2 separate regions of the Homo sapiens genome follow, and region 2 is linked to region 1. A link is a loop called in an ENCODE intact Hi-C map of the cell type or tissue named here. Cell type or tissue: A673. All regions are shown on one strand. Each heading gives the region's core, and the rest is flanking DNA. Links, peaks and the distances in the headings are about the cores only. Region 1 overlaps LPAR1 (lysophosphatidic acid receptor 1). Region 2 overlaps LPAR1 (lysophosphatidic acid receptor 1).

Region 1 (2,927 bases), core at 135-2,634:
CTTCCTATGGAATTTATATTGTTCCCCAAGTATTAACATTTAAAAAAAATTCCAATTCATTCTAAGAGACTAAAATAAACTATAAAAAAATAGACAAAACAAATCTCCCCCCCACAAAACTACAGATTAGTTTTTCTCAGTGGGATTGGAATTGGCTTTGGGGATGAAAAGCTTCTTTGTTGCATTAACTGTTCCATGAATTCCAGGGTCCTTAGCACCCTGCCCATTGTGGCCAGCAAAAACTACTCCCTCACATTCCCAAATGTCCCTGGAGAATAGTCAGCAGGAAGTACCACCTTTCTTTGAGAATAACTGTATAGACCAGTCAACTTTATGAATATAATTGAATCTGACATTATATTAGCAGAATGCTATGATCCAACCAAAAAGGGTTAACACTAGGAAATCTCTTAATGCAATTCACCACACTATTAAGAAAAAATATTAGCACCAATGACTTGCCTGGTAAAATTCAACATTTACTTTTTTAAAAGGAAGATAAAACACCACCACCAACAAATCAAAATATAATTACAAGTACAACACTTAGTAATCTGGGAATGGGGAAAACTACAGAAAACTTATTAGAAACCAACAGAAATCTTATTTAACAACGATATACTAGAAGTATTCCACTAATATAAGGGATAAGAAAAGGATATCCATTTGTACTGACATTCTAGTCAATGAATTAAGCTGGAAAAGAAAAAAGTGATAAACAATTGAAAATAAGTTGTCCTCAGATTGCCTGCTTGTTAATAGAAAAACTAAAATACCTGATAACTATTCAATCAACTATTAGAAAAAAATTTGTAACTCAGAAAAGTGGGCATATATAAATTAAAGTACAAAACTAAATGGATTTCTTATAATAAATATTTGCAAGATAATCATCATCTAGCAAAAGTATGTTATTCTTCAATAAAGAACATTACATAACTTTTAAGAAAAAATACCTAAATAAATGGAACTAGTACCATATTCTTGAAGGGGAAGATTCAATACTTTTAAAATAGGAATTCTTTCAAAATTAGTTTGTATATTAAACGCATTTGTGGGGGCAAGTTAATGAAAGGGGATTATCTCATTAAAACATGCTATAAAGTCACAGGTTTAAGCTAGTTTGGTACTAGCAGGAGGATAAACGAGATTAGTGGCACACATTAAAATCTAAAAACGGATCTCTGCATAACAAAATCTAACACATATTTTAAAACATGAAGAAAAGATCAAATGCTCAATAAATAGTCTTGGAATAATTTGACTTTGGGGTGAGGGAGGGATATAAAAGTCAGATTCCCATTACATATCAGTACAATAATAAAATGAATAATCCAATTAAAATGTAAAATAGTTTAATAGATGCTTCTCAAAAGAAAATGTATAAATGGCGCATTAAGCACATGAAAAGGCGATCAGCTTCACTAGTCATCAGGGAAATGCAAATTAAATCCACAATGAGATACGACTGCACACCCACTGAATGTCTACAATTTAGAAGAGTGACCCTAGCAAATGTTGACTTGGATATAGTGGAACTGAAACTTTCATCACTGCTGGTGAAAATGTAACATGGTATTAATTATTTGGAAAACAGTTTGGCAGCTTCCTCAAAAGTTAAACATTCACATATCATATGACTCAGCCATTCTACTCAATATTTATCCAAGAGAAAGGAAAGAATATGTCCACACAAAGATGTGTAGGAAATGCCCAGAGCAAAATATTTGTAATAGTCAGTAACTAGAAACAACCCAAAAGTCCATCCACAAATCAACAGGTGAATATACAGTAGTATTTCCAATCAATGGAATACTAGTCTGTAATAGAAACAAACTATCAATATATGCAACAACATGTTATATGTCAATTATAGTTCAATAAAGTAGGAAAGAGAGAATGACAGAGAGAGAGAATGAGGAAGAGGTTGACCAACACTAGAAAGGCCAGCACCAACTATCTTTAGTTTCTTCTTCTAGTTTCCTGTAGAAAGTAGGTCATAGCTCAGGCCGGCACGGTGGCTCATGCCTATAATCCAAGCACTTTGGGAGGCCGAGGCAGGTGGATCACGAGGTCAGGAGTTTGAGACCAGCCTGACCAACATGGTGAAACCCCATCTCTACTAAAAATACAAAAATTAGCCAGGCGAGGTGGCGTGTGCCTGTAATCCCAGCTGCTCAGGAGGCTGAGGCAGGAGAATCGCTTGATTTTGGGAGGCAGAGGTTACACTCAGCTGAGATCATGCCACTGCACTCCAGCCTGGTTGACAGAGTGAGAAAGAAAGAAAGAAAGAGAGAGAGAGGGGGAAGGGAGGGGAGGGGAAGGGAAAGGAAGGGAAAGGGGAAGGGAAAGGGAAAGGGAAGGAAGAGGGAGGGAGGAAGGGGAGGAAGGGAAGGAAGGAAGGAAGGAAGGAAGGAAGGAAGGAAGGAAGGAAGGAAGGAAGGAAGGAAGGCAGGCAGGCAGGCAGGCAGGCAGGCAGGCAGGCAGGCATGCAGGCAGGCAGGCTCAAAAACACTCAATAAGCTTAGTGGTGCAGGCTGCACCCTTACTGGGGAAACCCATGATTGTCCAGCAATATCTGTGGCTGGGTGGTTGAGTCTGTTGATCCAGGGATGAAATGTTAGCAAGCGCTTTGGCTTCAGAACTAAAGCTCATCAGTATTAAATGTGTTATTCTGATCTTAAAAAGAATAGGTAGCACAGTGGGAAAGATTTAAAATGCTCTTACTAGTGACATAATGGTAATAAATAAATGGACACACTCATATACTGTTGATAGAAGAGTCATTTGACCATCTTTTTGAAGGGCAATTTGGCAATATCTATCTAAATGTACAATGTCCTCTTTTACCTAACAATTCCATTTTAGAAATGTGTCATCCAGATATACTTGAAGAAGCATATAAAAATACAACCACATAATGTTCA
Region 2 (2,927 bases), core at 179-2,678, 88 kb after region 1:
CTGGAATCTGAGCAGATGAATAGGTTTAACAATAGTAACATCGAGAAGAATATATTGCACTTATTCAAACAAAAACAGGATGCTTAAAAAGTGGTAATTCAAAATCTAAAAAAGTTTTTCCCACAGAAGTAGAGAGCAAAGTGGTGGTTACCAAAGGCTGGGGTGGTTGTGGGGAGAGGGAGTTGGGAAGATGTTGATCAAAGGATACATATTTACAGTTAGACAGGAGATCTATTGCAGTTAGGAGGAATAAGGTCAGATCCATCGTGTAGGACAGTGACTATAGATAATGATGATACATGGTATTCTTGGAAAATGCCAAGGGAGTGGATGTTAACTGTTCTTACCGCAAACAAATGGTGGCTATGTGAGGTAATGCATTTGTTAATTAGCTAGACTTAACCATTCCACAATATATATATACTCAAAACATCATATTGTGCATGATAAATACTTATAATTTTATATGTCAATTTTTAAGAATTCAAAAAAAATTCAGTAGACAGATTGGAATATAACTTTAAGGAATGTGCCCAAAATGTAGAGTTAAAAAAAAAAAAGTAAAGAAGACTAGAACAGTAAAAATGAGAAGGCTACAAAATGAGTCCAGCAGGTCTAATAGCCAAATAGAATTCCAGAATAAAAGAGTAAAGGAAATGGGGTGGAGTGAAGTCAAATGACTAACTCAAAATATTTCCTAAAACGTAAGGTCATAACTGTGTAGACTGTAAGGGCCCACTGAGTGCCTACCTGCCCATTTCATTTGATTTCAATATGCCCACATTAAACACAGCATCTGTCATCATGAGTTGTGTTTTTTTAACTGTAAGGATATTAAAAAGGTCCTATAAAATATCAAAAAGCAGGTAGGGAAGCTCATAAGCAAAAGATTAGGAATCAGAAAGTCTCTGGACTTTTCAACAGCAACCCTGAAAGCTAGAAGACAATGAAGCAATGAGGAAGGCAGTTGACAACCTAGAATTCTATTGGCAGATGTTCTTCTGCAAAACAGGGAGGAAACTAAGAAAAAGACAGGCATGTGATACAGGAAACAGGAGTCCAATACAAGAGGGAGAAAAAAAGGAATTCCTGGCATAATTGTGAAGGGAAATCCTTGGGTGATAAGCAAAAAGACTCAAGAAGTAGTATATCAAGAGGAGATTTGGATAACCAAGAGCATTTAGGACTGAATGAGTAAAAAGCACATAGAAAACTAAGCAAACATCAAAAGAACAATTAGTTTAAATAGAACAAAAAATTTGCAGAAGAGGAAAAGGATTCATAGAATTCTACATGGCTCAGGTATGAACAGCATTAACAAGGTCATCATCCTATTAACACTGAATAATGGCCTAGTCAAAATCATGACCTAACTATACTAAGAAAAGGAGGTTCAGGATGGGAGTATGTGAATGGTACACTTTGCACATGGTACATCTATAAATATTCCAAACTAGTAAGATAAAAAGAAATAAAAACCTTAGAATTCCACATAGCACATATTTCAAAACATATCATTCACAATTTTAAAAATTTTCAAAAAGAAGTTAAAAAAAATCTTACAGATTAAATGCAAATATCAAATGAGGCTGCCAAAACAACTGAAAGTGGTAGCTCTGGGGAAGGTAAAATTGTAGGAAGCAAGCAAGGACTCCTCTTTCCTGGCAAGCCTCAGAGCTATTTGACACTTTAAATTACATACATCCTGTCATTTGCAGCAACACGGGTGAGCCTGGAGGACTGCATGTTAAGCGAAGTAAGTCAGGCACAGAAAGATAAATACTGCAATGTTCTCGCTCCTATGTGGGAGCTAAAAAAGTTGATCCCACAGAAGTAGAGAGTAGGATAGTGCTTACTAGATACCAGGAAGCCTAGGGGACAGGGAGGGATAGGGAGAGTTTGGTTAATGGATGTACAAAGTTATACCTAGATAGCAAAAATAAGTTCTAGTGTTCTATAGATCTGAAGAGTGACTTATAGCAAACAACAATTTATTGTATTTTTTCAAATAGCTAGAAGAGAGGACTTTGACTGTTACCCGTATAAAGAAATGATGAAGGTTTGAGGTGATGGATATGTTAATTGCCTTAATTTGATCATTACACATTGTATATACATGTATCAAAATATCACACTGTATCCCATAAATATGTACAAATGTATATCAATTAAAATGAATATATTTAAAGATAATATAGAGGAACAAATCCCAAGCATCATTTAATTTCTTCTGTAAATAACTCAGCATAATACATATGCTGTAAGTAACTTTATGTTTACATATTTAGCTGTTTTGTCCTTAAAAGAACTCTTTTATAAGGAAACTACCTTACCATCATCACAGTTAAAAAATTAATCAGAGGTACTTGATATCATCAAATATTCGGTAAGTTCACAATCCCCTGATTTTCTTATAACTTTTAACAGTTTGGTTGGTTGAGTCAGAATTCAAATAAAGCACATACATTTCTTTTTTTAAGAAAAGGAGGAAGAGAGGCAGTGCTGCATAGTAGTTACAAGTACAGTACGCTAGGGAATCCAACTGCCTAGGTTCAAATCCTTGTCCTGCCAGTATGACCTTGGGCAGGTTATGTCATGTCTCCTTGCCTCAGATTTCTCCTCTGTAAAATGGGTATAATAATAGTAAGGCTGCCACATATGACTATAAGAATTGAATTGATTAATGTACCTAAGACACCTGGAGTAATACTTATCATACTGTGAACAATATAGTGAACATGGTAAAAGTGATAGCTAACATTGTTTGCCAAATAAAGTATCTACCTATACATTTTTAAATTATAAACATTTACAAGTTTGATTTTAAAATTTTTTAAGGAAATAAAAAAAAATCACTGCAGAAACTAAAAATTTAAAACTACAAAAGACAGAAGTGCCACTGCAGAAAACCAAGTTGGTGCCATGGA

What was found. Hi-C counts contacts between places; a loop is a spot of excess contacts. Peaks named below come from ENCODE experiments on the same cell type or tissue, not always from the same donor. Only the 100,000 strongest peaks of a DNase experiment are listed, where the experiment ranks them.
Region 2: it touches region 1 in a loop (5-fold over the local background); 1 of 110 quality-filtered maps calls a loop at or near these places.

Annotation. Positions count from the first base shown.
Region 1 is chr9:110,890,378-110,893,304 of GRCh38, forward strand. The region is part of intron 5 of LPAR1 (lysophosphatidic acid receptor 1); the gene reads right to left. Among named protein-coding and RNA genes, the nearest start is that of LPAR1, 150 kb to the right of the region's middle. In A673, for the core only: no CTCF peak of the experiment used is centred there; DNase peaks (open chromatin) are centred at 1,484, 2,304 and 2,534; H3K27ac peaks cover 2,292 bases.
Region 2 is chr9:110,978,753-110,981,679 of GRCh38, forward strand. All of the region lies in intron 2 of LPAR1 (lysophosphatidic acid receptor 1), which reads right to left. Among named protein-coding and RNA genes, the nearest start is that of LPAR1, 58 kb to the right of the region's middle. In A673, for the core only: no CTCF peak of the experiment used is centred there; a DNase peak (open chromatin) is centred at 1,699; H3K4me3 peaks cover 437 bases; H3K27ac peaks cover 1,993 bases.